6 separate regions of the Mus musculus genome follow, and all the other regions are linked to region 2. Evidence: chromatin loops called from intact Hi-C (ENCODE). Cell type or tissue: gastrocnemius. All regions are shown on one strand. Each heading gives the region's core, and the rest is flanking DNA. Links, peaks and the distances in the headings are about the cores only. Region 1 holds the start of Tax1bp1 (Tax1 (human T cell leukemia virus type I) binding protein 1). Region 2 overlaps Hoxa13 (homeobox A13). Region 3 overlaps Jazf1 (JAZF zinc finger 1). Region 4 holds the start of Gm33047 (a long non-coding RNA gene). Region 5 overlaps Jazf1 (JAZF zinc finger 1). Region 6 overlaps Tax1bp1 (Tax1 (human T cell leukemia virus type I) binding protein 1).

What was found. Hi-C counts contacts between places; a loop is a spot of excess contacts. Peaks named below come from ENCODE experiments on the same cell type or tissue, not always from the same donor. Only the 100,000 strongest peaks of a DNase experiment are listed, where the experiment ranks them.
Region 1: it touches region 2 in a loop (4-fold over the local background); 13 of 42 quality-filtered maps call a loop at or near these places.
Region 3: it touches region 2 in a loop (10-fold over the local background); 29 of 42 quality-filtered maps call a loop at or near these places.
Region 4: a loop joins it to region 2, with 4 times the contacts of the local background. A loop is called at or near these places in 12 of 42 quality-filtered maps.
Region 5: it touches region 2 in a loop (13-fold over the local background); 36 of 42 quality-filtered maps call a loop at or near these places.
Region 6: it touches region 2 in a loop (7-fold over the local background); 14 of 42 quality-filtered maps call a loop at or near these places.

What each region holds. Positions count from the first base shown.
Region 1 is chr6:52,711,689-52,716,548 of GRCm38, forward strand. Tax1bp1 (Tax1 (human T cell leukemia virus type I) binding protein 1) reads left to right here and starts at 2,041. Exons shown (of 18, transcript NM_025816.3): 1 at 2,041-2,167. In gastrocnemius, for the core only: no CTCF peak of the experiment used is centred there; DNase peaks (open chromatin) are centred at 2,047 and 2,659; H3K4me3 peaks cover 2,274 bases; H3K27ac peaks cover 2,490 bases.
Region 2 is chr6:52,254,934-52,259,793 of GRCm38, forward strand. It overlaps Hoxa13 (homeobox A13), which reads right to left. Exons shown (of 5, transcript NM_008264.1): 5 at 3,920-4,215. The coding sequence ends at 3,971. Among named protein-coding and RNA genes, the nearest start is that of Hoxa13, 3.5 kb to the right of the region's middle. In gastrocnemius, for the core only: a CTCF peak has its summit at 2,190 (motif pointing right); a DNase peak (open chromatin) is centred at 2,199; H3K4me3 peaks cover 329 bases.
Region 3 is chr6:52,916,785-52,921,644 of GRCm38, forward strand. The region is part of intron 1 of Jazf1 (JAZF zinc finger 1); the gene reads right to left. Among named protein-coding and RNA genes, the nearest start is that of Gm52903, 53 kb to the left of the region's middle. In gastrocnemius, for the core only: no CTCF peak of the experiment used is centred there; DNase peaks (open chromatin) are centred at 2,427 and 2,883.
Region 4 is chr6:52,575,548-52,580,407 of GRCm38, forward strand. All of the region lies in intron 4 of Hibadh (3-hydroxyisobutyrate dehydrogenase), which reads right to left. It overlaps Gm33047 (a long non-coding RNA gene), which reads right to left and starts at 4,266. Exons shown (of 2, transcript XR_377679.3): 1 at 1-4,266. In gastrocnemius, for the core only: a CTCF peak has its summit at 1,950 (motif pointing left); no DNase peak of the experiment used is centred there.
Region 5 is chr6:52,836,429-52,841,288 of GRCm38, forward strand. The region is part of intron 2 of Jazf1 (JAZF zinc finger 1); the gene reads right to left. Among named protein-coding and RNA genes, the nearest start is that of Gm52903, 28 kb to the right of the region's middle. In gastrocnemius, for the core only: no CTCF peak of the experiment used is centred there; DNase peaks (open chromatin) are centred at 2,476, 3,201 and 4,364; H3K4me3 peaks cover 375 bases; H3K27ac peaks cover 1,474 bases.
Region 6 is chr6:52,722,214-52,727,073 of GRCm38, forward strand. All of the region lies in intron 2 of Tax1bp1 (Tax1 (human T cell leukemia virus type I) binding protein 1), which reads left to right. Among named protein-coding and RNA genes, the nearest start is that of Tax1bp1, 11 kb to the left of the region's middle. In gastrocnemius, for the core only: no CTCF peak of the experiment used is centred there; a DNase peak (open chromatin) is centred at 2,721; H3K4me3 peaks cover 228 bases; H3K27ac peaks cover 291 bases.

The sequences.
Region 1 (4,860 bases), core at 460-4,459, 460 kb after region 2:
TGTTGGGATTAGAGGCATGCACCACCATACCCTGTTTATTCTGGGCAATTCTAGACAATCACTATACCAACTGAGCTATACTCCCAGCCAGCCCCAGATCCCATTCTTTTAAATGGTAATCAAAGGCCTGCAATTTTGAATCCTGGTTTTACAAACTGCTAATTATGTGGAAGAAGTCCATTTTCAAGATTTAAGCCTGCTAATATCTGACCACTGATACTAGGTTGCAGGCTCTAATGCTATGGATTACTTAGATGTTTTCCTAAGACAGCCCAAGCCCCGCCCGCTTCTCTTCGTACAGCTTCGTTGTAAATTCCTGATTACAGTGTTCCTAATAAAGCCCAAGTCTAAAAGATAACAGAATGAGAGCGTAGGGACTCCGCAGGAAGACCCACAGCGTCAACTAACCTGGACCACTGGGACTTCCAGAGACTGAACCACCAACTGAAGAGTGAGCGTGGGACCAGACCTAGGCCCCCTGCATGTGTTTGTCAGACCTGCAGCTTGCTTGGTCTTCATACTGTCCCCCAACAACTGGAGTAGGGGCTGTCTCCAAATTTGTTGCCTGTCTGTGAATCCAGTTCCCCTAACTGGGCTGCCTTGTCTGGCCTCAGTGAGAGAGTAAGCGTCCAGTCCTATAGTGACTGATGTGTGTGTGTGTGGGGGGGTAAGGGGTGGTGGGATACCCAGGGGGGTTCCCCTTTCTCAGAGAAGAAGGAGAGGGGATGAGGGGTGGAGCTGCAGAGGGGACTGGGAGGAGATGTAATATTGGAATGTAAAGTGAATAAATCAATTAGTTAAAAAAGTAACAGGATGTCTTCACCCTGGAGCAGTAGAATGCCTTAACTCACAGCCAGCCATGAGAGCAATCATGGGGTCTTGAGTAATCTCAGTAAGGAGGTTCTGTATGAAGTTAAAAACTAAAACCCTGCCCTGCATTTTGGTAGCTGTGTCTCCTGACCAACAGAATGCCCCTTTGTGGTTAAATGCCCTGAGATGTCTGTCTGTTCATCTCTCTCTCACTCTCTCTTTCTCTCTCTCCAGGGCATTTTCCCCTATAGTTGCACTAAAATGAAGTGTCTGAAACGCAAAAGATCTCAATTTCATTATATTATTATAGACATTGTGGTTTTGTGACCTGCTTTCCCTTGTGGTTGTTTTCTAGAGCAGCACAGGAAGAAATACCTCAAAAGGAAGACTTGGTTGATCGTGATATGGAAGTGAAAATAATTTAAATTTCTAAAATTACTTTTGCCTTATATAGCTTACCTTTCTCTGTTAAATGTGCAGTTTGAATTGGAACTTCATGGAAGCAAGTGTATTTTATTCAAATCCATCATATCTTGTGTTGGAATATTACTTATCTCATGAATACACTACCGTCTTAATCATAAATATTTCTTTAAAACCCACAATGCCGAACTTAACTTTTGCTTCAACAGCCTATGTCTCTCAACAGTAATTTTTCCTTTTGGAGGACCAGAATGAAGAGATCCCTATTTAAACAAACAAACAAGCAAACACACAGACACCCAACTTAAAAAATTTCAATATATAAGAAACAAATGAATCAGCAAATATTAAGAACCTGTCTTATGGAGGCCAATGTGGACTTGAATTGTGTGGAAAATGAAAGAACTTGAAATTAGAGTTTTGTATATTATTGTTCTGTTTAATGTTATGCTTTCTTCGCTGGTGATACGGTAAATGTCATTAGTTTCATAGCAACACGGGAATATGATGGTTCAATTCGTGATAGCTATGACAGTTCTTGGGGCTTCTGTATATATTGAAACATGTATTAGCTTAGACTGATATTTAAGACCCAGGTCACCTGGCCTCTGAGCGATCCTTCCCATTTCGCTGGTAAGTCAGTTAATTTGTTTCAAACGGACTGTGTTTTGAGGTGACTACATCACTGACCAAAAGCCACAGAGGAAAAAGCTGTCAGGGAAACCACTAAAGGACTCTTTACAGCTAGCGAGTGGGGCGTGTCGCCGCAGAGCATGCGCAGCAGCAGAGGCGGAAGCGAGCCTCCCTGGGGCGGAAGTGACGCACCGCCGGCTCTCCGCTTAGAGAAGGTGTAGCCGGTCTACGCTGAGAGGCAGTGGTGGTGGCCGCGGAGGTTCGGGGCGCGGCGTAGCGTGCGGGGCGGAGGCCCTGACCGGTAAGGTTTGCGGACGGGCCGCGTGCTTTCGAGGTAACCGGCGCTCGCGCTCCGTCTCGGCCCTGGAACCCGGGCCTGGCGAGTTTTGGGAACGGTCTCCGTGGTGACGAAGCTCTCTTTCCCAAGGACGAGCTTCCCCCGGGCCGCGATTGTGACGTGTTTTGGGCTTGGGGTGACCGTAGAGTGGGAAGCGTGGCGGGAGCGGGCGTGCTAGGCCGCGGCTGGCCCCGGCTGGCCCCGGCGTCTAACAAGCCAGGGACGGGTGGCGGGCGCGCTAGGCCGCGGCGAGCCGGGGAGGACCCGTTGGGTTGTTTTGGTTTGAGTCTCCGCTGGAGGAAGAGGCGGGGACTCCCTGTGTCGCCTGGTTTGGCTGTTTACCTGGCTTGGCTTGATCTCCGGCTTCTCCTGGGCTGAGAGATTAGTTGAGTCTTGCTGTTTGGAAAGCAGCCCTCCCCCTCTGGTGCCCAAGAGAAGGCTTTAAGAAATCTTGGGGAGGATCGCTTCGCTCTGTGGTCGTCTGGACTTGATTTCACGACTCCGCCTCCCTCGCTCCACCCACTGCTGACTCTCCCCGGTGTTTTGGACCCGGCGGAAGGTGCAAGACGTGTTCTGGCTAGCGCTCATCGCCCGAAAACTGTACTGTTAGAACGTAGCTGGGGTGTTCGCTTGTATTTCCCTGTTGAGAAATATGAAGTACAATTTGTTCCTGAAAGTTTTGTTGGAAAACGTTGTGGCGTTTGACTATGATAGATTTCCGGCTTTATCGTTATGTTGGTATGTTAGACATTTTAATGCTAAGTATCTGCCAAGTATGCTGCTTTTTGCCAAGTGGTAAAAATTCATGATTAGGACACGAACAAATATAATTAAAATTTTAGTGTTCAATCCCAAAACATTCGAAAATGGTTATTTGAATAACATTCCTTAAAAGTGGGTTGATTAAGTGGGTTTGTGATCTCCAGGTTACCCTCTAGGTGTGGAGAAGAAGCTGAGGCCAAGGACTCGCCTCCATTCTATTCTTCTCAGGGGTAAATTGGATTTCTGTATGTCCCTTTCGAATGTTAGGCAAACGCCCTGAACTTATCTTAGATTTCTGCAAGAATATATTTGACTATGCTAGGAATGACTGGTTAACCTCCTCCCCCTCGTCTTTGTTATTTGTTAAATTTCAAATACAGTTGTATTGTATTATTTGTTTTCAAGTTATTACATTAGCTGCATACCATTTGCTCTTAGAATCACAGTCGTGTATGTGAAATGTATGTGAAATGTAACCATTGAGTACCTTTTCTAGGACAAAAATAACATCTTGGAATTATAAATTGTAACCTTTAAAGGATGCTGTTTTTAAAAAAATTTAGACTTATGCGTATGAGTGTTTTGCTTGCATTTTATGCCTGGTTATATCTGACTTAAGTCAGAAGAGGATGTCAGATCTCCTGGAACTAGAGTGATAGATGGTGTGAACCACCATGTAGGTGCTGTGAACCCAACTTAGGTCCTCTGTAAGAGCAGTAAGTGCTCTTAATTACTGAGTCAGCGCTCCATCCCCTAGGATGCTAAGTTGGTTTTTAAAAAAAGATTTATTTATTTTATTTTAATACACACACACTGTAGCTGTACAGATGGTTGTGAGCCTTCATGGGGTTGTTGGGTATTGAATTTAGGACCTCTGCTCGCTCCGGCCCAAACATTTATTTATTATTATAAATAAGTACACTGTAGCTGTCTTCAGACACACCAGAAGAGAGCATCGGATCTCATTATGGGTGATTGGCTGCTGGGATTTGAACTCAGGACCTTCGGAAGAGCAGTCAATGCTCTTACCTGCTGAACCATCTCGCCAGCCGGATGCTAAAGTTTTTATATGCAGTTCTAACTATATATTTATATTTCCTTGGAAGAATTAACTTACCTGTAAATTTTATTTTTACTTATTTATTGGCTGGGTCTTAACTATGTTGTAGCCCTGGCTGTCCTGGAGCTCTGCATGGAAACCAGGCTGGCTTCTGCCTGTTTTCTGAGTGCTGATGTTAAGGTGTTTTCAACCAAGCCCTGCTTCACCTGTGAAGCTTGTTGGTGTATTTTCTTTGGACTGATTGTTAGTATGTAAACTTTGGGCTTTCTGCACTTGTAGCTCTAAAGTTTACATTGTTCTAAATAAGCCTTAATAGAAATTACAAAGTTCTATCTTCTAATACTTGTGGGCCAAGAACAGTGTTTTACAAATGAACGTATTTTAAAAGATACAAAAATTAAGTTAAATTGGATCTGATATTTTATCAGCTGGGATTATAGCGCTTGGGAGCTGAGGCAGGGAGGAGTGTCGTGAGCTTGAGGCCAGCCTCAACTAGAGTTGCACAGCGAGTCTTTCTCAAAAGAGAAAACCACAGCTGGGCAGAATATAGGAATAACCAGCTATCAAGGCTGGTGGAGATAGAGATGGCTTCAGGAGTGCAGATTAACAAGTCTTTGTTCCTGCCTCCTCAAAGTTGGCTGCTAATATCTTTCTGAGGCTATGCTATTCTACAAACTATGCAGAAGACTGAAGAGTAAATAAGGGACTTGTTAAATCATCAGGCTATTTTTATTCTCCTTCACATGTTTCTGTCATTTAGGATTTAAGTTTGGAGACATTTTACACACACACACACACACACATTGTTTTTTGTTTTTTTTGTTTTTTGTTTTGT
Region 2 (4,860 bases), core at 477-4,476:
GGAGTTTTTGTTGGCGTTTTTTGTTTATTTTTTGTTTTGTTTTTCAGGAGGAGGCCAATGTTCTCCTGACTGTCTTGTTCAAAAAGTTTTAGGCTGGTTACTATTTAAAAATAAAGAAGTCTCCAGTCATGGTAGCATATTCCATTAACCCCAGCACTCTGGAGACCAGGCAGGTGAATTTCTGAGTTCGAGACCATCCTGGTCTACAGAGTGAGTTCCAGGACAAAGAAACTGTATCTCAGAAAACAAAATAAAACACCACCATCAACAACAATAATAAAATAAAAAAATAAAAATATCTAAGAAGTGATTATAATCCATAACCACCTCAACTAATCTGTAAATCCATGCCATGTCTATTTTAAATAAGAAGGGAGTTATCTGAGATTGGCACTGTCAACAACCATGTCAGAACTAAAGGGAGGGGCACCCTGACATCTTCTGGGGAGGGAGGGAGGGAAGGAAGGAGGGAGGGAGGGAGGGAGGGAGGGAGGGAGGGAGGGAGAGAGAGAGAGAGAGAGAGAGAGAGAGAGAGAGAGAGAGAGAGAGAGAGAGAGACTTTACCCAGAACTGCAGTAGTGGTGACTTTCCAAAGGGGCAGTATTCCATCTGCAGAGCTGCTGTTAGCTCTTCCCTAGGCCGTAGGTTCAGAAGATGTCTTACATCTAAAGAAAAATATCTCCTATCTCCAGAAGAGTCCTATTTGGAGCAGTTCACAAACAGTGTTTGAACCAACTTGGAGGGGAATTTCCAATATTTTAAACATTTTGGAGATGCCATTAATGTTGCTGGATGGTAGTTCATTTGGAAATGATGCTGTAACACAAGGTGCTGGGTGCTGAGTCTGAAGCAGTTATCTTCATATGTTTCCACAGATGGTTGGCAATCCTCAGGGTAGCAAAAAGATTACTCTTTACAAGATCATCTGACATGTATATTTCAGGGCCATTTTTTTTGTTTGTTTAAGCAGCTTTACATCTTTTCCCCCATAATTCTTCATCTAGAAAGACATAAAGAAGCTCTTGTTTTCAAGTCTTTGTAAGTCTTCAAGAAAGGCAGGAGATGTTTCCATCATCTGGGATTGTAACAAGCCAATATTTTCCAACAAATGATAAATTCAGTTCTCCCATTCACTATTATTGTCTCCTGACATAAAGGTAAAATTAATCTGCAGCTGAAAACCCAAATTCCAAAGCTACTGGTTCCTTCAACATTTTAATATGTGTGTGTATGTGTGCACGCACAAAGGATTTGGCAAAAACAAAAAACAAAAACAAAACCCCACATTATCCCACTTGTATATTAAATACATAAACATATTGTATAATTTATGACTCTGAACACAATATCTCCTGTGCTGTTGGGGGCCAATAAACAATAGCTATAATACTGGTTGTTAATATAGTTTTGATAGTGGTTGTTGATATTAAGTATATTTATTTCTTCTACAAAACAAATGGTGTGCAAGTATCAATATAAGATTGCACACCATTATGGGGCAACAATCAGCTCTGAGCTGTCTAGAATAGTTTTCTTCTGTGTCCGTATTGTGATCATTTTGTAGATGAAATATTTAAGTTCTCCTACTGACTTCTTAGAGAGGTGGATTGCTTTGAATTTCTGAAATGTAACTCTAGAACTCTAGAGTTAGGAAGGTATGTGAGACTTTTTAATTTGCCGTAAAGATTCCCAGATAATTCTAATTAAGGTCACAGACCACCTTGGAGGGTGAGGGCTGGGAGTGAATGGTTATTTAAGAACACGTCTTGGACTGTAACAAACATGTACAGCTTTAAAACAGATCTGTAGAAATCTGATGCACGGCGAGCTGCTGTGAGGACAGATTAAAGTTGGCCATTAAAGAAAGGAAGCAAAATTCACCGCATAAGGAGCATTTTGTACCCCAAGTCTAGAAATCGGCTTAAATTACAGTATCTTCACTCGTCAGCAATTAATAATATCTGTACAAATTCTACAATTATGTACACAAGCACACAAACACTGATATGCAAATACATGTATAAACATATATTATATTCACATATATACAAGCACATGTATAATTTACATATATTCAAATATTCTCCTTTTGGAGCAAAAAAAAAAAATATGACTACTAAACCTTTAAAACAAGTCAAGTCAGAGCTCAGTTCCCTTGAAGCTGAAGAACGTCAAGGAAGCTTGTCAACACGAGGTGGCGCCCTTGATCTACGAATCTGGCTGAGACCAATTCATGAGCTGTCAAAAGTCAAGGTCACAAATTGTCTTTTTTCGTCAAGGTCAAGGTTTAAGGCCTTTCCTAGTCCTGTCATTTCAACAAATACCAAAAACCTGTCCTTTCAGTCACATGCAGACTTAAGAGCAGATTTTAAAATACGACAGTCTAGGCATTGCTGATACTCAACAACTGGTTTTCATTTGCCACAGGGAGTCTGGGAACCTCCTCTCTCTCCCTCCCTCCTTTCCTTTCTCTCCCTTTCAGAACACCTAACACTTTCATCTCCTCGAAACCTTTTCAGTTGTGAGCTTTTAGTTATGTGAGATTTTTTTCCTCTTCTCATAAAAAATTTAGAAAAACCTGAACAATAATAATAATAAAAGACTGGTCCTTGGCTTGTGTAAAACAAACCTGCTTGTTTAGTTTTTGTGCAGTTCAAGTTCCGCGTAGAAAAGTAACTCGGAGTGTTTCCTTCAGATTTTAATGGCAGTGATTATTTCATTAACAGAGCTAATACCACTATCTACAGATCTAATTTTTCATTTTTAGTGGAAGTATTTAAAAAGCAGGTGCACAAATACATTTTCACAGTGTGCTGAATGTCTTTATTTACAAGATAGCATTTACAGTGAATATGAACAGAACGAATGTGTGAACTGAAATTACTGCTTGATTTAAAATGTGCTGTGACGATGAGTCCCTAAACTTTCTACTGCAGTCTCCTAACACAGTAAACAAGAAAAAAAAAATACTAATCCTTTAGTAAATTAAAATATAGAATGCAGACATCTAAATATTTTGGGAGAACGGGTTTCCATTTTGAGGTTTTTTTTTCTAAGTAAAAAAGGAAAATGATGTCCCTAGCAAAATGTTTAACAAGTATTGGAAAATGCCAATTTAAAAAATTTAAAGAAAGAGTATGTTTTAGGAGAAATCCATACTAGGGTGGGACCTTCCAGGAGAAGGGGCATAAAGTGAATTCTTCGTATTATTTGGTGAGATTTAAACACTTCAAAAATTACAACAAATCCTGTGGAAAAATCCTTTGACAGTGTTGGTTAATCCACCATGTTTGTTGTAAGCAATTGAAAGGTATTTCCAGAAGCTCCTTACCCACCCAGGGTTCTCTTGTAACCTCAAGGGTTTAGCTGGCCAGATTTACTATCAAAACAATAGATCCTTGGATGAGCGTTCTCTCTCCTCTCATCTCCCTTTTTAGCAATAGTTCAAATAAACAATTCAGTGCCTTTCCCCCTTCTAAGCCTCTACCTGAAACATTTCCAGAAGGAACAATGGCAGGGATTTCAATAAGGTTTACCTGAGCAGGCACTTAACATGCAAAGGGGAGGGTGCTGGACCAGCTGCGTGGAAACAGCCTTTGTTTCTGTAACCAGTTTTCAGATTACCATCTAACACAGTGTCCTAAAATATAATGGTCACATAAATACTTACAAGATTTGAGAAAATTCATAATTTATCTGAAATTGTGTGTTTTAGGGGCTGATGAGTTGACTCTAGAGTTTGTCACTTAACGCTGTGGTGGGGTTGTCGGGAAACCTGGCAGTCTTTACCATTCCTTAAGGTTTTGTTTTAATTGTAGATTCCATGGAAGAGAGAGTCCCCTTAGGAGAGCAAACGTCAGCGTCTCTCTATCCAATTCTTCAGTTAGTATGATGCATTATTATTATCTGGGCAAAGAAACAAATCCTTAAGCGTTTCTTCAAGCTGCCCTCTGCTCCACCTTTTAATCCATTAACTAGTGGTCTTGAGTTTATTGATGACTTTTTTCTCTTTGACCCTCCTGTTCTGGAACCAGATTGTGACCTGCCTCTCAGAGAGGTTTGTCGTGGCTGATATCCTCCTCCGTTTGTCCTTGGTAATGAATTTGTTCGTAGCGTATTCCCGTTCGAGTTCTTTCAACTGCACCTTAGTGTAAGGCACGCGCTTCTTTCTCCCCCTCCTATAGGAGCTGGCGTCTGAAGGATGGGAGACGACGTCTGTAAGATAAGGAAGAAGGCAAGTTACTCTGGGAGCCGACCTGAGCCAGAACACAGGCGACAGCTCAATGTGAACTGCCGGCCTTGCAATGCCTGATTGCTCTTTGCCACGAATGCTGTACAATCCAGCCTTCTGCCAAAGCCTGGAGCGTTAGTAGGGGGGTATGGTTAGTTGTGTACTGAAATGAAATCGCCCAGAGTTCCAGTGACCACCCCAATCCGGTCATTCTGCATGTACAGCGGTCCACACCTTAGCACTCAACAGGGTTCAACACTTCTTTCTGTAGAGCTCGGCTCCTCTCAGCTTGCCCCAAGTCCCAACATTCTATGCTTCTCCAACGAAGCCTTTTTTTTCAGAGAACCATCAGGGACAATTTGGTGAGCTCAAAATCGAGTCTATTTCCCATCTTGGAGTCAATGTCAAGGGCTTGGGAGGGTGGGGCACCCAGAGAGAAAGGGGCTGCCGGAGTTGGAACCCACAAGCTTCCTCCCAGCTACCCTTTACCAAAGGAGGGCCCGGGGACCGGCTCGACTTAGGGCAGGGCGGACGGACAGCGCCAGCCAGCCGGGGCCAGGCTCCCAGGGGTGCAGAATTGCTAAGGCAAGCCAGGCCAGGGAGAATGCGGGGGGGGGGGGGGGTTAGTG
Region 3 (4,860 bases), core at 506-4,505, 660 kb after region 2:
GGACAGAAAGCCAGTTAACATAGTCCATGTATCCTAGACTTACAACATGGGCATTTTGGTAAAAAAGGTCACCACAAGATATGTGGTCATTTGTTTGAAAGAAACAAGCTAAGGGATGAAAAGGAGAGTGGGTGAAGTGATTGGGAGGAGGCGGTAGGGTGGGAAAGGTCCTTCTGAGGAGGCAATGGTCCAGCCATAACCTAAAAGTCAAGAAGGAGCCAGCCGGGCAAAGGTGAGAAAGGACTGGGCTGGGGCCAAGGACAGGGCAAAGGCCTAAGGATAAAAACATGCTGTGTGCAAAGAACCATGACCCAAGGCCAAGGCTGAGAGAGGGGCACTGGTTCTCACAGGCTCGGGGTTAGGGAGTGAGTATTAATTACTCCAGGCAGTGAGAAGCCACAGGTGCTACTTTGCATGAGAGAATGAGATTTACATTTCAAGATCACTCTAACAAGACAGCTTCCAAGTCAGTGACTACATGCTACAGTTAGGCCTGCTACCCTAGCACAAGGATTAAAAACTGTATAGTCACCCTACACATAACCCACTATAACTATTGGGATTCTATTACCATTGATAGTCTCTGAGTCAGTCAATCTCTAAACCAGCAAGAGATGGATTCAATATATTTGACAGGGTAATATTAAGGCTACCCTGCATCTTAATTACAGTACAATTCTAGTAAGGAAGAAGAGAAAATTCAATAAATCTCTCTCCATGATGTCTCCTCTGTTTCATAGCCATGGTCCTGTTGGAATGTGCCTTGATGGGGATAAAAAGGGCTAGTTATGGATGGTGGTCCTGAGATACTGAGAGTCTTATTCTCAAAGAGGCGTGCCCGCGTTCCCTTGGCAGGCTCCAGCTTATGTAATGTTTCCCTAACCTCTCCTTCCCTGTCTTGTTTTCACATGTCCAGTCATCCTTGTGGCTCCTCTACAGATGCCCGCCAAGTTCCTCACACAGACACACTACTTTAAAAGTTATATTCCAGAAGCCTCTGCTAGGCTCCCTCCTGAATCTTTCCAGAAGCTTCCATGTGCTCTCTGCCTCTACACCAGACACTGGAAATCCTAAAAGGATCACACAAACCAAGATCTACCATCCGTCTTGCTTTTACCTGTCCTCTTGGTCAAGCCATCTAAAGAAAAGAATACACACTCTTGCCACTGCTGTACCCCCCGGGCATGAGGGTGGCCACTTCTGTGGGCTTGGATTATATCCTGTCCTCACGTTTCATATCCTAATCACAGAAAATCAGGGGAGGGGTTACCTTAGCAACACCCACTCAATAGATTTCAGGTTGATCTAAGGAACAGCTAGCTCTAGGAGAGCTGCAGCTAGAGCTTGCATAGAGCCTTCCCCTGTGTGGGCAGTCCCCCCAGCCAACCCTCCCACCGCCCTCATTAACTTGTATGTCAATGTCCTACCCCCGCACCCGCAATGCACCATGGACTTTAGTCTCTCATGGGAAGAGAATGAATAAGTTGGTGTAACATTCGTAATGTGGTCCCTGTGCTATAGCCAGAACTCTTGTTCAACAAACGTTTGAGCAAATGCTTGATTGGATTTGTGTGTGTCTGTCTGAAGCATGGTCTTACTTTATAGTGAAGGTTGATCTAGAACTCATCATGTACACCAGGTTGGGCCTGAGTTTGCAGCAGTCTGCCTGAGTGCTGCAATTATAGGTGTGAGCCCAGCTCTGGGATGGAGTCTTAAGGCTCCCGTGGTTTGTTTTCTGATATGGACATCTGAACAACAATGACATGGCTTCTTTCCCCACCAGCTTTTTGGAAAAACAGACTCAAGTCCAAATCCAGGCTCTGCTGCTACTTTGTTAGTTGACTGTGGGAAGGAGGCTGACGGTGGGTTCATCCTTCCACAGTAAAGAGCTGTTCTAATCTGCCTAACACTTCGAGAGGAAATGACCTTCTGGATGCTGCCCATGAAGCCTCTGCAAGTACATAGTCTTTCCCTCAGGTGCCATGCCCACCTTTGCTTGGCGAGTATGTTTCAGGTTTCTTTTCCTATGGGTTAAGCTAGAAAAAAAGGAAGAGGAGGAGGGCACACTGTGGATGGGGCAAGGCTAGTAATTGTTAGCAGATATCATTTTCTCCCATCCCATCAAAACCTTTTTTGGGAAGAGATTAAACTATGCTATAATTCATATAATTTTGTGAAAACTTGAATACATATGTTGATATAGAATTGACATAGGAGGACTCAGGGTTATGTGTGGTATAAGTAAGAACTAGGAAAGTAGTTTAATTTGGAGAGTGTAGGAAAAGCTTGCTGTGGAGCTACATGACAAGTGTGCAGGGACACGTGGCACATAGCTAATGCTGTAGTGTGCAAGGCCCTGGCAGGAGAGCCAATAACTGGGCTTCTCAGGAGTTAGAACCAGAGGCACACTTTTAATTCTGACATCCAGACTGGTGCCATAGTGACACCTTGTGGCCACAGGCTTCATGACATTGACATGCATGTATAACTACTTTTTAACTTTAAGGCATGGAAACACAAACGTTTTCTTAACCACAAGTTCACTGTTTCCCACCAGGAGATAAGAATCAAGAGAATCTGGTCACAGCTTGCTGGTGACACTCGTTCCAACAGAGGACTCTTAGTGACAGTTTTCAAGCAGTTGCAGCTCTCCGCTGAACACTTACCTGGCACCTGAGACTTGGGCAGGAGTTACTAAAGCTTGTTGGTTGTTTTAAAACTGCACCTGGGGCCCCCGAGTACCAGTCAACCCTGCCCCCTCATGAATTCTAAGAGCAGTAAGGAGGAAATAAAGAAAAACCTAACATGAGTCTTTGGAATTTCAAAATTAAATTTCTTTATACAACCATACCCTGGGGCTCCACAGTGATGGAAGCGGGCCAGCAATCACCGTCCTGCAGGATCCCATATGATGCTGAGCACTGGCTGTACTCGAAGCACTCGTGGGATCCTGGTGGACTCTGGATGGCTCATGCCAACAGGAACGAACGGCCCCAGCATCACAAAGCAAAGAACTAGAGGGCAGCTGACTTGAGAGGGGACCCAGAAAGGCTCCAATGTAGTGGATGGCAGTTGGTCTTTAGTACAACAGTTTGAGGCCTGTGAGGGCAAAGCTACCTACCTCTGGAGTCAGACAAGACAGGATTTGATTTATATGCCATAACCATCTGAGAATCTTCAAACCCTTCCTCCTTTGAAACCAGGGCTTCTATTGTGGTTGTGAGGAATGAATGAAGTTGTTGGAGAGTCAGAACATACGACGAACACAGACATGGTAGTGATGGTAGCTATTAGTTAGAGAGCGGGGGCAGTGCAGAGACAGGGAAGGCCACTGCCTCGGATGACCTTAGGAGCATGTGTACAGTGGACACGGGAATGCCTGGAGAGCACATGGAGCGCTGGGCTCATCCAGCAACCCCTGAGCTCCCACAGCCCGTGGTCTCAAACCGCAAATCGGCTGCCACCAACACACTGGTTTATTGTTGTTTTTGGTTTTAAACTGTTACACTTATTTTGCTGCTTAAAAAATATCTACTTAAAAAGTAGGAAATCTAGAAAACTATGAGAAACAAGGACCCTACAATGAACGGTCCAAAAGTTCAGTCTGTGCACTTTGCTGTACACTTCTTTCTAGTCTTCTCTAGTATTTTTTAAAAAATGGCACCAGGATTCATACTGTAAATAATTATAACCTAAAGGTTTCTTTCCATATTTTACCATTCATAAAACACTTCCTAATTCTTGGTTAGTACAAAGCTATGTCTGACACTTAGGAGGACTTGAAGGCTATGAGCTGAAGCCCCTCTTCTGCAGAAACATGATTTAGCAGATGACATATGACAAAGGAGTCGTAGATACAGGGTAAAAGCAGAGACAGAGGCAGTTCACACAAAGATGTCCGTCCCCAAGGGGCTCACCTTAGGCAAGGCCCCCACAACGCCAAACAGACTTGAGAGGATCTCCTGAGTGGATCTCTGAGAACAGCAGAGATTTCACGGCACTACAGCTCTGTAATCACGGCACTACATGTCTGTAGATCACGGCACTACATGTCTGTAGATCATGGCACTACAGCTCTGTAGATCATGGCACTACAGCTCTGTAATCACGGCACTACAGCTCTGTAGGTCACTACCAGCTCATTTCCTCTTTCTCAGTGTACATAATGGCAGGCATACCACGGTCACCACCACTGCTAAACCTTTACAATTATGGATCAAACTGAGTTTCTACAAAAGTTCTTTTCAAAATATCACAAATAAGCATAGGAAATTCAGAGAAAATTTCCACTTATGTTTTAGGTCACTAAAAAACTGGGCTTTAGGTGAAAATCTTAAAACAATTCCTAATAATTAGAAGTGAATTCTGAAATTCCATATTCCTGGTATCTTAATAATGTGTAATATAAAACTTAGTAAGCGTGTGCTCCATGTATGATTATGAAGACTGGGATCATTTATTCCTGGGGAAAGCATTTCCTGATTAGCCTCTGCGATGGGCTGAAGTGTTGTCCCCAAAGGTTTATGAGGCTTAGTCCTGTCATGGTGATGGGAGGTGTCAGAACCTTGAGGAGGTGGCTCGCGCTTGCAGGTGTTAGGTTAATGAGGTTTGGACTTCAGTCCTCAGGAGAGCAGGCTTTGACAAAAGACACCATCCCATGAGCTTGTGCTTTCGGTATTGTCCTCTTCCTCCTTCTCTCCATGTACGGCATAGCCAAGGGGACTACTGACAGAGGCTAAAACCAGGCTTGCTCAATCTTGAACTTTCAGTTCTCAAAAAAACTAAACAAACTTCTTATAAAGTTCCAGCCTCAGGTATTTGCTTGGAACAACAATATGAACTAACCAGTACACCCAGAGC
Region 4 (4,860 bases), core at 305-4,304, 320 kb after region 2:
GCCATGACACATGATTCATCGACTATAAATATCATGTGCACACACAATGACAGGCAACATTAAATAGTTTTTATCTGTTTTGTTTTGAGACACGGTCTCACTGTGGAGCCCTAGCTGGCCTGGAATGCTCTATGAAAAACAGCCTGGCCTCCAACTTGGAAATCCACTTGTCTCTGACTCCTGAAGGTATATACTACATTGCATACCAGTTTTTATTTTAAGTCATTAAAACTATTAGGTACAACTAATATATGCTACTAAAGATGATAAAAATTATCTTTATTTGATGTTTGTTTGTTGTTGTTGAACACTATTAATTTTTGACTTGGCCTACCACACTGCTAACAGCAGCACTGAGCTTTGTGAAGGAACAGGATGGGCTCTTTGGTGTCAAACAAAAGCCTGGCTTCCCTTACTCTTACACTAGGATATTTTTTCCTTTTTGATAATAAAACAAGCTTCATCTTTACCATTAGGACCAACATCAATCTAAACCTTCACAAATGAATGCTTCTTTTATGGTTGCTACTTCAAACGAAATCAAGAAATTTCACCCAACTAGACACAGCAGTCAATCAATTTAATGATGACTTTCTATGGATCAAAAAAGAAAAAAATGATATGCTAAGAATTGTAAGATCACTTCAAGTTCATGCTCTGCTTGTGTCTGTTTTTAAAATCTCATGTAAAAATATTTACTTTCTACAAACCAAGTATTTACCAGATATTTTCTGTACACACACAACACACTTTTGGGCTTTTAGATTACTCGAAAAAAATTAAGTCCCAATTTTGGTTCAAGTTGAGTTTGTAATCCAGACAAGAGTTAGCACACTACAAAATAAGCCTGAAGGCAAAGAAAATGAATTGTCATAAAAAAGTTTAGATGTTCAAAATTAAAGTAAGTGAAATGTCACACTGGGTTATAAAAGTAAAAGCTTGCCTAAAAATATCAGACTAATGTGACCATCAAAAATGATGCTGTGTTGCCGTGTGCTTGCTGACTCGGGCAGAGAAGGAAATTCCAGGAGACATAAACTGGTTACTTTTTCTAGCATACAGGAAGGCCTGGGCTCACTCTTCAGGAATGCACTAAAAAAGAAAATATGTTTGGTGGCTCATGAAGCACTTGGGAAGTGGAAACAAGATCACAAGTTCAAGGTCATTCTCTACTACAAAATGGCTTAAGAGGTCAGCTACAGGAGATCTTGTCTCAAGAAATATAATATCATGGAAGAGGGGATAGAAAATCTGCCTTTTCCTGCATAGACTCCTGGCTGCACAGGCCTCAGAGAGCCATTTGCTCTCAGCGACAAGCACAGCTCCATGCTTACCGACAAGCACACCTATCCTGCTGGTTGGCTCAACCTAAGTTGCCTGCCCTGAGATTCCTTTAACAGACACAGTGGAAGTCATTCTCCTAGGCATTCCATCAAGGCTGATCGCTTGGGAAAACAGTCACCAACTAACACATGTACATTTAAGTGGAAAAGGAATTCAAAGGAGGGAGAAAGGAAACCAGGTGAGAGAGAAGAAAGAAGAGAGCCGGGCAAGGGAAGAGTGAAGCGCGAAGACACAGGAGAGGAAGGAACCATTACATCACTCACACAAACACAATGCATATTTGCACTTAAACTTTATTTTTAAAAGAGTGTTTGGCCCATGTAAGGTGTGGAAGTATTAACAAAGTTAATTATGTTTTACAATCGGTAATTAAGATTAGAAAACAAAGCCTTTGATGTCTGCTACTCTAATGATGGAGGACCAACATCTGAGAAATGTAGCTGTGTATTAGCATAACCACATATGAAAGTACACAGAACCATTCCCAGTTACCTTGTCATTGAATGATTAAATATGAATTCATAATTAGAAAAACCCACACGTAATTTACTGGCTCCTCTGGCGGTTCTGGTTCATTAGCAGTTGATTACTAAACAGTGACCTCTAGTGGCCCATAACTTTCTAATGCTGTATGACTTCTCAAAAGAGCAAGATAGGAAGAACCCGCTTACCCTAAATAAGGCAATTACTTTTTCCTATAGAGGGGAATACTAATCTTTCCTACTTACAATACATTCTTTATGACAATATAAAGTCCTCCGCAAACCTATGGCTTCTGCCCAAATGACACACATTATTTAGTAAATTATAACTGAGCACCTGCCTAAGATCTGGGCTGAGTGCTGAAGATAGTCACTAAAACATCACAATCGACTGAATTCTTTCACCAAAAACTAAAACGACATTAATATATAACTGTCACAGTACTATTTATTCTCTGTTCACACACACAAACATGCTAAAACCACACTTCAAAATTCAAAGACACCAGAAATTTCTGATTCACTGCATTCTGAACTGCTATTTACCTTACAAGTAGCTGATTAGCCAATCCAGAAGACTGAGGCCACAGCTCAGTGTTAGAGCAAAGGAACAAACACTTGACCCTGGGTTTAATCCCCAGCATTTAAAAAAAAATCCAGCTAATGTCTTATTAAGTTTTCCTTAAAGAGGTTTTGATACAAGGACCTCTTCTTGTTTAAGAAGTCTATGTGCATCACACATGTAAGCTTTCCGTCTCTCCCCTTCTTCCTGTCCCTCTCAAAGTGAACAACCACCTTCCAAGGGTTCTTATGCTCACATCACTAGTTTAAGTAAAACTACAACTTACACATCTGTGAATGGACTGGCTTTTCTTCCTGGCAGTCCAAGTACATTCATTCATTAAGACAGGGTTTCAGAAAGGCTACCGACATGAAGAGATGACTTGGGCTATGATAAAAAAAAGTGTCAAGCTATTGATTATGGTTCTCTAAAATAATGGCAAGGCTGGAGCATCCTTTAATATGTGACTCAGCCTCTAATAACTCTAAGATGCAAACAAAAGAGACACACATCTTCTCCTTGCACACCCCTGCTGCAGAGCACGTGGGGTGAGTGCCAGTGGGTTTCCCTGATGATTCAATGGAACAACTGAATCACCATGTAGTGCTATTATCAACAGCTCATGACCCACCAGCAAGAAATGTCAGCCTGATTAATCTAAACACTGATGACCTTAAAAAAAAAAAAACCCAAAACCAAAACTACCTTCCTCCCCACAGCAGAATACGATTATAAACATCTGCTGTTCCTGAGTATGAAGATCTGCCAGCAAGACTGTTGTTACACTGAGACAACACCTCGAAGCTAAGGAGCAGAGTGTATTGGGTTTGAAAAGAACTGGTGACATTAGTTAAGTGAGATTTTTTTTTTAACAACTAAAAGAAACATTTTTGAAAGTACACATTCTCTAAGTTCAGCATATTAAAGTATCTGTTTCCTTAGCATGTATGGTTGTATTACAGTAAGATATCATTTGATTATTAAATTCTTCTTAAATATGTTTCAAAAATAACCAGACTAAACCAATCTATTTCCCACTTCCTTTTATAGACAGAAGCTAGTGTGACATGTTTCGTTTGCTCCATACACGCTTGGAGCTCGTTCTCTTGCAGTTCAGCCTGTTTCTGTTTTACAGAGGCCGCTCCTGAGAGGATGTAAATCTGAAAGTGGCACTTCAGAGGGAATCATTTAACACCACTTCCAGATCCTGCTGGGCACAGAAAAGCACAAATCCCGCCATCGGGCTTCAGAAAGGTGAGTGCAGCATAAATCAGGGCAGCTGATTTTTATCCAAAGCAAAAACAAAGTTTCTTATCACAATAGGTTTCTTTACCTGCAAAAAGTTAACTCAATTTCAGCTTCCCTGTACTTGAATGAAGAGACTGAGACTCTTAAGAAAAACTTCTGAGACAATGCAGAAAAAGTCAAAAATTTCTACAATTGAACAGCAACGTTTTTTTAAAATATAAAGCAGGTTCTTAGTAGCCTGAGGCTAATAAGGAAAGAAATAAATCCAGATTAAAAAGCAACCTATAAGACTCTCGATTTTATTATCATAAAAGTTTCTTTTAACAGATGAAGCATCAGAACTGTTCTAGATTAAAGACGAATGAAGAAACTAAAACCAAATGCAATGCACTAACTACTGTCAGACACAGGACGAAAGAAAACACAAAAGCCCGGCTCCGTGTGGGAACAAGTAGGCAATGCAAGTCTGAAGTCTCCCCACTAACACCAGACAACCAGCTAATGCCTTGGGAAGATCAGTTTTGCAGTTACATGGAGCCTCTTTTCAGAAAACATAGGCTTGAAGTATTTAAAAGTAAAGTTTGGCCAAAAGGTGCATGCTTGCTTTCTCCCCCTCTCCCCCACCACCCCCCGCACTCCCTCCCATCTCTGTGTGTGTGTCAAGTATGGAGTGCACACAAACTAAAAAAATAATAATAATAATAAACAGAACAAATGATGAGCTAGCAGGAGCTCCACTATTAATAGTAACTATTCCATAATATATTATCTACTCATAATTCATGAAATCTGTGTATAAATGAAATCTTATGCTCATTTCTGAAACTCCATTTTTACTGTGATTTCTAGACAAGCAAGACGTACAGGAATAAAGTTCTTACCCAATGGTCAACAGAAGTAAATTAAGTAATTACCTCTTTATTTACACATTACTTTTGTATAATATTGGAGTTAAATTTCTTTTTTTATTTTTTTATGTACCCAGGGTGGTCTCGAACTGCTGGTCCTGCTGCTGGGGTGGGGGTGGGGGTGGGGGTGGGGGTTGGTTTGTCTTGCTATGTAGCCCAAACTAGCCTTGATTTCAAAACCCTTCAATTTGCGATGTTCATTCAGTCTTGGATTTGTGGCCTGGAATAGTCTACCTCCCAGGGGCCACACCCTTAAAGCAAACAGACTCTCCCTTCTTCCAGCAGCTATCAGTTGCCAACGCTCCTTAGCTAGGAT
Region 5 (4,860 bases), core at 441-4,440, 580 kb after region 2:
TGCTGCTGCCCAGAGCGGTGGGATCTGAGGACAGACTTGCCAGCAGCTGCCTGGCTATTCCATTGAGAAGAGCTGTGGCGATTTTTGCCAACAATGCAAATTCCCATTTTTCTGTATGAATTGACTATAGATTACCTGTTCGCTGTAGTTTTAAAAAAATAGCTAAGGAGTAGAACCTCGAAGCAGAATGGCGATAACTTCAGGGGCAGAATACAGCCAGTGGGATTGACCGTGGCATCTGGTGGTTTGCACTGATGTGCTGTGAACTGTGAGGAATGGCAGAGACTGCTGGGAAGGAGTGCTTGAGCCTGGTTCAGGTTTCATTAGTGCGAACAGTCTAAACATGGCCCCCATAAAGTCCTCTGGCCAGCTCTCTGCCCCCGGAAGGTCCTTTGGCCAGCCCTCTGCCTCAGACTCCTCTTTCTCAGGCACACAGAGCTGGGATTTCTGAAGCTACAGAGCTGACTCCAGGACAGCTGCTCCATAAGTGAAGGAAGTGGCACTGAAACACAGGCAAGCAATTTTAAATGCTAACCAAGGTGGGGGGGGGGGAGACCACCTCGTTGGTGCAGGCTTGAAAATTATATTTTGCAGAATTACAATGTTTGAACATGGGGGCATATTTTGGATCTGGGAGTTAGGGATGGGAATGAAAGCTGGACATTTTATGGAGCTAACCTCAGTGAGGGATTAAAAAAAAATGTAAGTTCGCTCATTCTCCAATTGGTGAGGAGTTTAAAAATGAACAATGACTTAATTTCTCCAAAATTAAGTGAAAAAGTAAGCCTGTCAATCATCCCATGAACACGAGTGGCCCACGCTGTCTTCACTGTCTGACAACGCGTCGCCCTGCTCACAGGCTGGACCGCAAGCTCAGGGCACAGGTACGAGGAGGTTACAGCTGGAAAAGGAAGGTGGCCGGCTGGCGGTCCAGTTGTATCTGTGTTGCTTGTAAATAATCACTAGTTGACTAGTTCAAACAGAAACACTAGAGATAGGCCCCGTTGTTACAATGCTATTAAGGAGAGGCAGAGAGGAAAATTCACTCCTTGTTCCTAATAGGTGATTGCTAAGCGACTATGAAGGCTGTCCTACCCACTCTATGTAACTGTGTGACCTCGGAATCCTCAACTGCTGCTCACACAATCCAAGCAACGGGACAACTCACAGGTGTGACTGAATGCTTGAAAAGACGTTAAGCCGTGCTGGAGGAATGACAAGTGCCCTGGACTCACCTAGCACTTGCTGTACATTACACTCAGGATGTTTTAAAGTGCTGGGACCTCGGCTTGATCTTGAGACTTCAGCCTCTCGTGGTGGCTGATGCCTCTTGGGGCACAAAATTATGTACATCGTTAAAACTTCATCAAGTAATAATTCTACTATGATTGTTAACATAAATAACAGCAGTAAATAAGTACACAGTGATAGATCTGTTTCCGTTCTATCCAGAGAATTGCAGTTCAGCTCTGATGTGTGAACTCAGGACATTATTCCCACTGCTAACTGCCACTCAACTTCCTGAGGGTGGGTCTTCCTTCCATTTAAGGTTAGCACATTCCTAGCTAAACAAGAGAAACAGACCAGCTTCAAACAGGACTCATTCACACAGGGTGAGGTCTACATACTCAGGGGTCACGTGACCGGGCAGGCAAGTTTCTGCCTTCTGCTGTTTTTCTTCCTGACAATAGAAGGAAAAACTGTTCTTGTGAAAATTAATTAAGTTTTGTTCATACGGAAAAAAGAGGCCAATGTGAACAGAAACAAGGGCCTCTCGCAGGAAGAAGTCCTTGTCATTCTCAGTGGTGCAGGACAGCTTTCTCATCTGACCAATGTTCCCCTCACCTTTCCACCAACAACAAACGTATCGGCTGCTAAGATACACTGCCACGATATGATTGCTGGGAAAATACATGGTGTAATACCAAGCACTCTAAATACCCGTAAGTGGAAAAAGACATAAACGACCATTTTAATTACTTTCCGCATGTAAAACGCAGCTGTAGTAATGTTGGCAGGTCTCACCTGCCCTGTTTTAAATCTGTGACATGAAATCATGACACTTAATTAAGTCTTAATGCATAAAAATATTTTTATTTACTTTTTATGGAATATCAGCATTTAAAGCTTTCTATTTATGTAAGTGCTTTATAAATTACTTGAAATACTTAAAAAAAAAAAACCCTGAGTACTACTAATCAGCAGTTATAAGTACCAGTTTCAATTTCATTAATTAAATGCCTTTTTGGTGGACTCCTGCTGCTGTGTGAACTAGCTCTAGGCTATGAAAGTAATGAGTCCGGACAGAGTCATCTGATCTCACACTTGGTGCAAAACGCAGGGAAAGGCCTTGCCCACAATTCCTAGCCTGTTTACCAGACTGCAAGCAGTCGGTCTGACTGTTGGAAGCATTAAGAAGCCTCAGGCTTTGCCCTTCCCCCTTCTGTAGTTTCCCAGTTTCTGATTTTTAGAAGGATTGTCTCAGAAAATATGGTATTCTAGCGCCCTCTGCAGGCCGCAAGCCTGTCAGCCTCTTGCCAGCGTGGCTTTTCATCAGCAGAAGTGGAAGCGAGGGATATCACGATTATTAGAGCCCAGAGGCAGAGCTCACTGGAAGGATGTTTCCTAAGGGCAGGCTGGCACTGGTTATTCCCCCCCCCCAAAAAAAAGCCTTAGGAAAACCCTCCTTTGCTGGCTTGTTCGGGATGTAAATTTCTGTCTTCAAAGGACATGGCAGAGCTTTAGGGGACTGACTTGTTTTTTATTGTCGATGTCCTAACAGTTCTTAAGGTCTGGAAGAATACAGGCTCTGACTGATCCCTCAGAGACTATACGGTGCCTGGGCTTAGGAAGGCTAGTTAGGGAGAAGAAGAAAATAGAAGTCAACTGTGTGGGCACAGCTGAGACTTGCTCAGCCAACGTCTCATTCTCATGAAGTGGCAACTTAGGAAAATGCAGGGGCTCTCTCAAGTGTTTTAAGGAACTTAGCATGGATTTTTAAAGGGCATTTTATATTGATTTTAAAACATTTTAGATGGGGTTGATATAAAACATTGCTGAAAGAAAGCTACTTGTAAAGATAAAATTGTGGCGGTGGGGAGGTGGAGAGACATCTCTGGGGTTAAGAGAACCCACAGCTCTGGAGGAGGACCTGAGTTCAGCACCCGTGTCTGGCAGCTCACAACTGCCTGCAACTCCAGCTCCAGGGGGTCTAAAGCCTTCTTCTGCACGCATCTGCCGCAACACTCACCGATATGCATGCACATAAATCAAAAGAGATAAAAACGAGCAAATGTCAAGAAAGTGACAAGAAAACAAAGGAAGGCCGTGGCTCTGATGGAGAGGCACTCCCCAGGCCACACTGTGAGCCTTGGAGTCTGCTTGACTATCAGCAAACAATCAATAAATAACCTTTTTGTTCATTTTCTTCTACCAAGTCTTGCTATAGCTATAGCCCAGGTGGTGTTGAGCTAAAGGCCCTCCAGACTTCTGGGGTTACAGCTGCGTGCCCCCACAGCTAGTCTGAGAGTCTCTCAGGAGACTTGTCTTTCAAATAGTTTTAAGTCAGCATAAGTATTAAAAGGTACTGAATTAGTTTTCTTAACAGTTAAGAGCATTAATTTTTTTCCTTCCAGTACTGGGGACTGAACTTTGGGCCTCAGGCACAAAGAAAGCACTCCATCAATGAGCTGAAAGCATTCACTTGCAATGTGGAACATTATCCCATATATTCCCTTGTAGTGAAGTTATACAGTGTAGGGTCATTTATAAACCTCTTGAATCATAACGAGACCCATGCTTTAGCCAACTCACAGAGGTGGATAGACATCTCACACACAGGAACTCTTACCCAGGCAGTCCACAATGAAACTGAAGAAATGTCTGTGTTAAACTATCCTTTCATGGTGCTGTGGTCATTTAACAGGCTTTCTTGAGAGACTACAAGGATACCAAGGAGGCAGGGGTCTGAGGGCAAGGTTGCAGTTTTGCTGGGAGCCTGGGGCCTGGCAGCACCTTCACCCAGAGGATATTCAGTGCTTCAGACAAGATCAGTATGTCCTCAGGGGAACGGACCAGAGATTTTGGTTCCAATAAAATGACACTTCCAAATAAAAACTCAAAATGAAAATGTTGAGCTTCCAGATTTGTTAAATTCAGGAACAAGGGCTCTCAGCAGGACCTGTCAACAGCCCGGGTTAGAAGAGGGCAGCTGCTGCTGCGGTGTAGCTCAGCATACCCATCCCAAACATCCCAAGTCAGCCACACACCATTCGTCCAGGCTGGAATCTGGCTGCCAGACTGGTCCCCAGCTCGGCTTATCTCCCACTGGGAGGCTGAGGCAGCCAGGAAGGAATGGCGGTTTTCCAGCAGATGTGGTCTGCTGAAGAAGGGCAGCCCAACCCAGGCTTGGCGCCGCCACATTTATGGTCCTTCCTCCACTTCTGCTTGCTGCCTGCTGCCCCCTCATTGCTTGCTGGCAGCCCCAGCCAGGGGACAGGTGATGAGGATTAAGCCTAGCGTATTTGCATATCCTCAGCCTAGGGAAGGAAATTAATACCACAGTGACATGATTTAGTGGCTAGGTTTATACAGTGGAAAACGCTGCAGCAGTTGTGAGCTCTGGGAGACCAAGGAAGGCATGGAAGGCAACGTGTTTGGCAGGATGGGCTAGCTCCCGGTCAGTGGAAGGAGCACGAAGAAATGGATCATTCTGAGGAGAAGTGGTGTCCAAAATTCACTTGCAAGTTACGAATGGGCACAGGAAACTATTTTTGCCCGCTTTTTTGCTGGGTGGGGTGGACAGAGGTGGGGCTGACCGCCATCCTCACCTCTTCAGAAAGGCCCTGTTATGGCAGGATA
Region 6 (4,860 bases), core at 518-4,517, 470 kb after region 2:
TGTTATTGTATTATTTTTAGGTCAATACTCTGTTTACTTGAGAGAACAGTAAATTCTTTGTGGGCTGGTTCATATAGTCACCAATCATTTTTCATATTATTTACTTGAAAATTACGTTTCAGTGGTTACTACTTTGGTATTCCCTATGCTGGAGGTTTTATGCAATTTTCAGGCTCTTCAGAATATAGTGGAGAACAGATACAGTTTCAAAAGGCTAGGGGAAAAGGTTTTGGGCTCTTTTCTGTTTATTATTGCATGAAAGAGTTACACTAGTCTAAGCTAAAAGTGGACCCTAAATGGTTGCATATACAAGCTGTGAGGTTTTTAAATCTGTGACAGAACAAGGGACGGAAGGGAGAATCTACTCATTGCAAGGAAATTCTCACTTGAGCTTCAGCGAGTCACAAGCACTTAAAACTTGGGAACCTTCAGCTGATTGTCCAGTCTCTGTCAGGAACTGGCATGTGTTCTTGAGAAGGTCATCCCTTCAGCTGAAGTACTCTCCATATTCTAGATGCACAATTAAAGTACCATTGCAGGCAAAATGTCTTAAATGCCTTTTCCTCTTAACATAATCATCCCTGAGGCTTTGGATCAGGGTCTTCCTGCCATTTCTCTGTTGAATTTGAATATGAAAATAATCCTCAGTGCCCATAGGAAGCAGGTCATTACCCTTACTTGAATCAGCAAAGGGGTTGAAAGAGTGGAGGATCTGGATAAGGCCAAATGTGTCATAATATTTATGTACATATTCATTGAATCAGTTCATTTAGTTAATTGAACCAGGTTCTTACTATAGGACATTTATGATGTAGCTAAAGCCTTAAATCTTTTTTCATTTTCTTCTTTCTTTTTTTCCCTCGGGGCAGAATCTTAACTGTGGCCAGACCTCACTGTGTAGCCCAGCTTATCTTGAATTTGTGAAACCCAAGGTGAATAACCCGAAGGGTCTCAATCACAAGTTCTGTTAACTAGCTCTCAGAACTCTGAGTTTGGTGTGCATGCTTGGGCACGCAAGAATCATAGGCCCTGCCCACAAAATGCCAAGGCTCAGAGTCTGTTATATTATTTTGGCTGCAATACAAGCTTAGGCTCCCAAACTTAGGTTTCTATGAAGACCCCATGGTGAAGTCCTCTGCCATTTGATGAGTCTTACATGCTGTTTCCACAAATAAACCTATTCTGCAGAGATAATAAACTAGTTAACTGCTGTGGATAGTAGATCTAAAACTGTTTGAATGTTTTGTTTCAAGCTTTTCTTATTTCTTAAAACATTTTGTTGGAAGAAGTGATTTAAGCCACCCATTATAGTATGATAAAGGTTTCCTCTGGCTTGTAATGTTTTGGCTGAGAAATCTGCAGGTAGTAGTCACCCTTGTATGGTGACTTTTTCCTTGCTGCTTAAAGACCTTTGGCAGCTTGATAATAATGCGTCTTGGTGTCTCCTTGGGCTTAGCCTAGTTAAGGTGCTTTGAGGTTGTTTTGTTTATAGAGACAGGGTTTTCTTATGTAGTCTAGGCTGCCCTTAAACTCTCTAAAGCCTCGGTTTACCTGACTCTTCCAAAATCTGGGACTCTAGACATAGAGCACCATGTTTAGCTATTTTTAATTTTTGTACTTTGTCCATTTTCTTTTTCATACCTAGTAAGTTTCAGCTGCTACTTTTAGAAATATGCTCTAAGGCGGTCTGTTTCTTTCTAGAGTCTTCAGCCTTTGATGGCTATATTTTATTTCCTTTTTTTTACCTTACATCTTGTCTTTTACTACTACCCAGGCTGGCTTTGACTTCACAGTCCTTTCTCAGCCTCATGAGTAATGGATTAAAGATGTGCACCACTACTCTGTTTATATTGTTTTTATTGATAGGTTCTTTTATGTTCAACCCCCTTTTTCATACCCTTTTGTATTCCCTGACTCAGCTATTAATATTAAAATTTAAAATTGCATTTAGTTAATTTTCTGTGGACATGTGTATTAGTGCCTGTCTCTCTGTGTGTGTGTATGTACATGTGTGTGTCCAGGTCAAGAGGACAATTTTCAGGAGTCAGTTCTTGTCTTCCTACCATGTGGGTTCCAGTGATTGAACTTGGGTTGTCAGGCGTGGTGGAAAAGCCTTTTATCCATTGAGTTTACACACATGCTCACCCCCGCCCCCCTCAAGCTCTGAAACCCAGGTAGGAGGCCTCAGACTTGCTGGTAGTCAGTGTCTGGCCGAGTTTGCAGAATCTTTATTCTGCTTTAGTCGTTTAGATTTCCTTTTGTGAATTTTTCAGTTCACTTATTGTATTCTTCATCTCCAGAGTAGATGGCTATTTTTTTGTTTGCTTCATTATTTTTGTATAGTTGATTATTGGAGTACATTGAATTTAATTAAAAGTATTATTTTGGATTGTTGGTCAGATAATTTATTGAACTCTGTTTCTTTTAGCTTAATGATGTTTCTTTTATTTTCTTCCTTTGGATCTTCTGTTCTTCAGAAGAATTTTTCCATTTTGTGATTTCCACAAAGCAGCATCCTCTTTGACTCATTTCAGATTTGTTTGTACTGGAAAGAAGTTCACCATATACCCTGCCCAAAGATTCTCTGGATCCCCCTTCAATCTTTCACTGAGATATGTTATGTTGTAGCTCTTTTGTGTAATTTCCCAACCTTAAAATATTGCTTGTTTCCGGAGTTTGTACTCTTTCTCCCTCTTGTGTCTGTCTGTGGTACTGCATGCCCTCAGTTGGAATCGGATGTTGAACAATCAGTCCTTTTTTTCCCCAGTGCCTAGGCACCCAAATCGTCCTGGTTTTGTTGCTGTCAACTCAGGTGAGGCAGAAACCTGTGCAGTCCATCTAAAAGTCTGTATGCGAGGTCCATGTCCGGCTCTTCCTGACTGCCGGCAGGAGTGAAGCTGCACAGCCTGCAGAGTTGAGCCTACTGAGGGGAAAGCCTTGTGGTTGTTAGAAAACAATGCCTCTTTTAGCTCACCTGGAGTACTTGTTTTTGTAATGGGTTTTTGGAGTTCTTCCAAAGGATTTTCTGGATTGTGCACTGTGAAATCGCTGACTGCCTGGGAGCAGAGCGTGGGCTGTGAGACTCTTTATTTTATCTTCTCCACATTTCTCCAATTTCACTTTCACTTACTTGGCAGAAGACTCTTTCAGACATTTTGTAATTTTCACAATGTAGCCAAAGGAAAGCCTTTTCTTTTATTCCTGGTTTTTTCCCCTCTTGTCTTTTTATCAAGTGTGCATCTAGGGAACTAGTGCCAGTGTTGGAGGGAAAGAGGTAGAGTTTCAGAACGTGTGAAAGGGTATCTTCTGTTCTGCTAGGAAATGAATAAGAGTACTAGTGGCTAAGAGCTTCGTAAGCTCAAATTCTATTAGCTCTCACTAATGGCACACATCTTCAATCTTGTTTTGGTTGTTAATGGTGGCTAATCAAAATTGTAGGACATGGGGCTGCTAAAGATAGCTCAGAAAGTAATATCAGGGCAGGCAGCTGGAGTGCCCAGAGGGCAGAGTACTGACTCCCAGATGTTGTCTTGTGGTATGTCTGAACCAGCACATGTGTACACAACATACACACACACACACACGAATTTAGCAAAACCATAGAACATATCATCTAAGACTGTGACTTTCTAATAGTCAATATTTAGCACAGTCTATTTTGTTTAGAAAACACAGTTTGAGATCTGTAATGTCTATATTTGAGTTGAAAATATTACATATATTTTAATTTTTATTATTGTATATTGTATATGGTACTGGGTTTTTTAAGGATCTTTCTCATATGAGTTCATTCAGTATGCTTTGAACATCTTCCCTAGAATACATCTAAGATGAAAATATGTTAATCTCTTAGAATGTAAATACTCTCCTCACCCAAGATATACAAATTGCTTTCAGACAGAACTTGCCAAAGATGAGAGATTAGTGATTTAAGTTACAGGAGAGTACTTACTAAAACAATGCAAGAGCCCCTCCGCCCCCCTCCCCCCCAAAAAACCCAGACCCTAAGTATGAGGTATAAAACATTAAGTTATTAAAAAGTACATAATAGAGGGGCTAGGAAGCTGGCTTAATCAGTAAATTGCTATAAGGACTTGAATTTGAATCTCCAGCACCCATGTTATAAAGCTGGGCCTACATGTCTGTAATCCTGACATTGAGCAGGCAGGCAGAGAAAGAAGGATCTGTAGTGTTTGCTGGCCACCTAATCCAGCCACATCAGTGAGCTTCAGGGTCAGTGAGAGACCCTGCCTCATAACAAGGTGGAGAGCAATTGAGGAAGACACTCAACATTGACCTTTGGCCTCTCATAATCTTGAATCTGTGCACACAAAAATCCACAGGGTATAGTAGCATAATAATTTTAAATAAACCAGAAGATTTTGTATTTGATCATGTGTGTGTTTCCATTGTCTTGGAGAAATTAGGTAGCACTTTGAATATATAGTAGAGACTTCATTCAGTTTACATAAATTACTATAACTTTTGGTCACAGTTTAATCATAATTAGACATGCCTAATGTATTAGGGTTTTACTGCTGTGAACAGATACCATGACCAAGGCAAGTCTTATAAAAAACAACATTTAATTGGGGCTGGCTTGCAGGTTCAGAGGTTCAGTCCATTATCATCAAGGTGAGAGCATGGCAGTATCTAGGCAGGCATGGCACAGGCAGAGCTGAGAGTTCTACATCTTCATCCAAAGGCTGCTAGTGGAAGACTGACTTCCAGGCAACTAGAGTGAGGCTCTTATACCCACACCCACAGTGACACACCTACTCCAACCAGGTCACACCTATTCCAACAAGGCCACACCTCCAAATGGTGCTATTCCCTGGTCTAAGAATATACAAACCATCA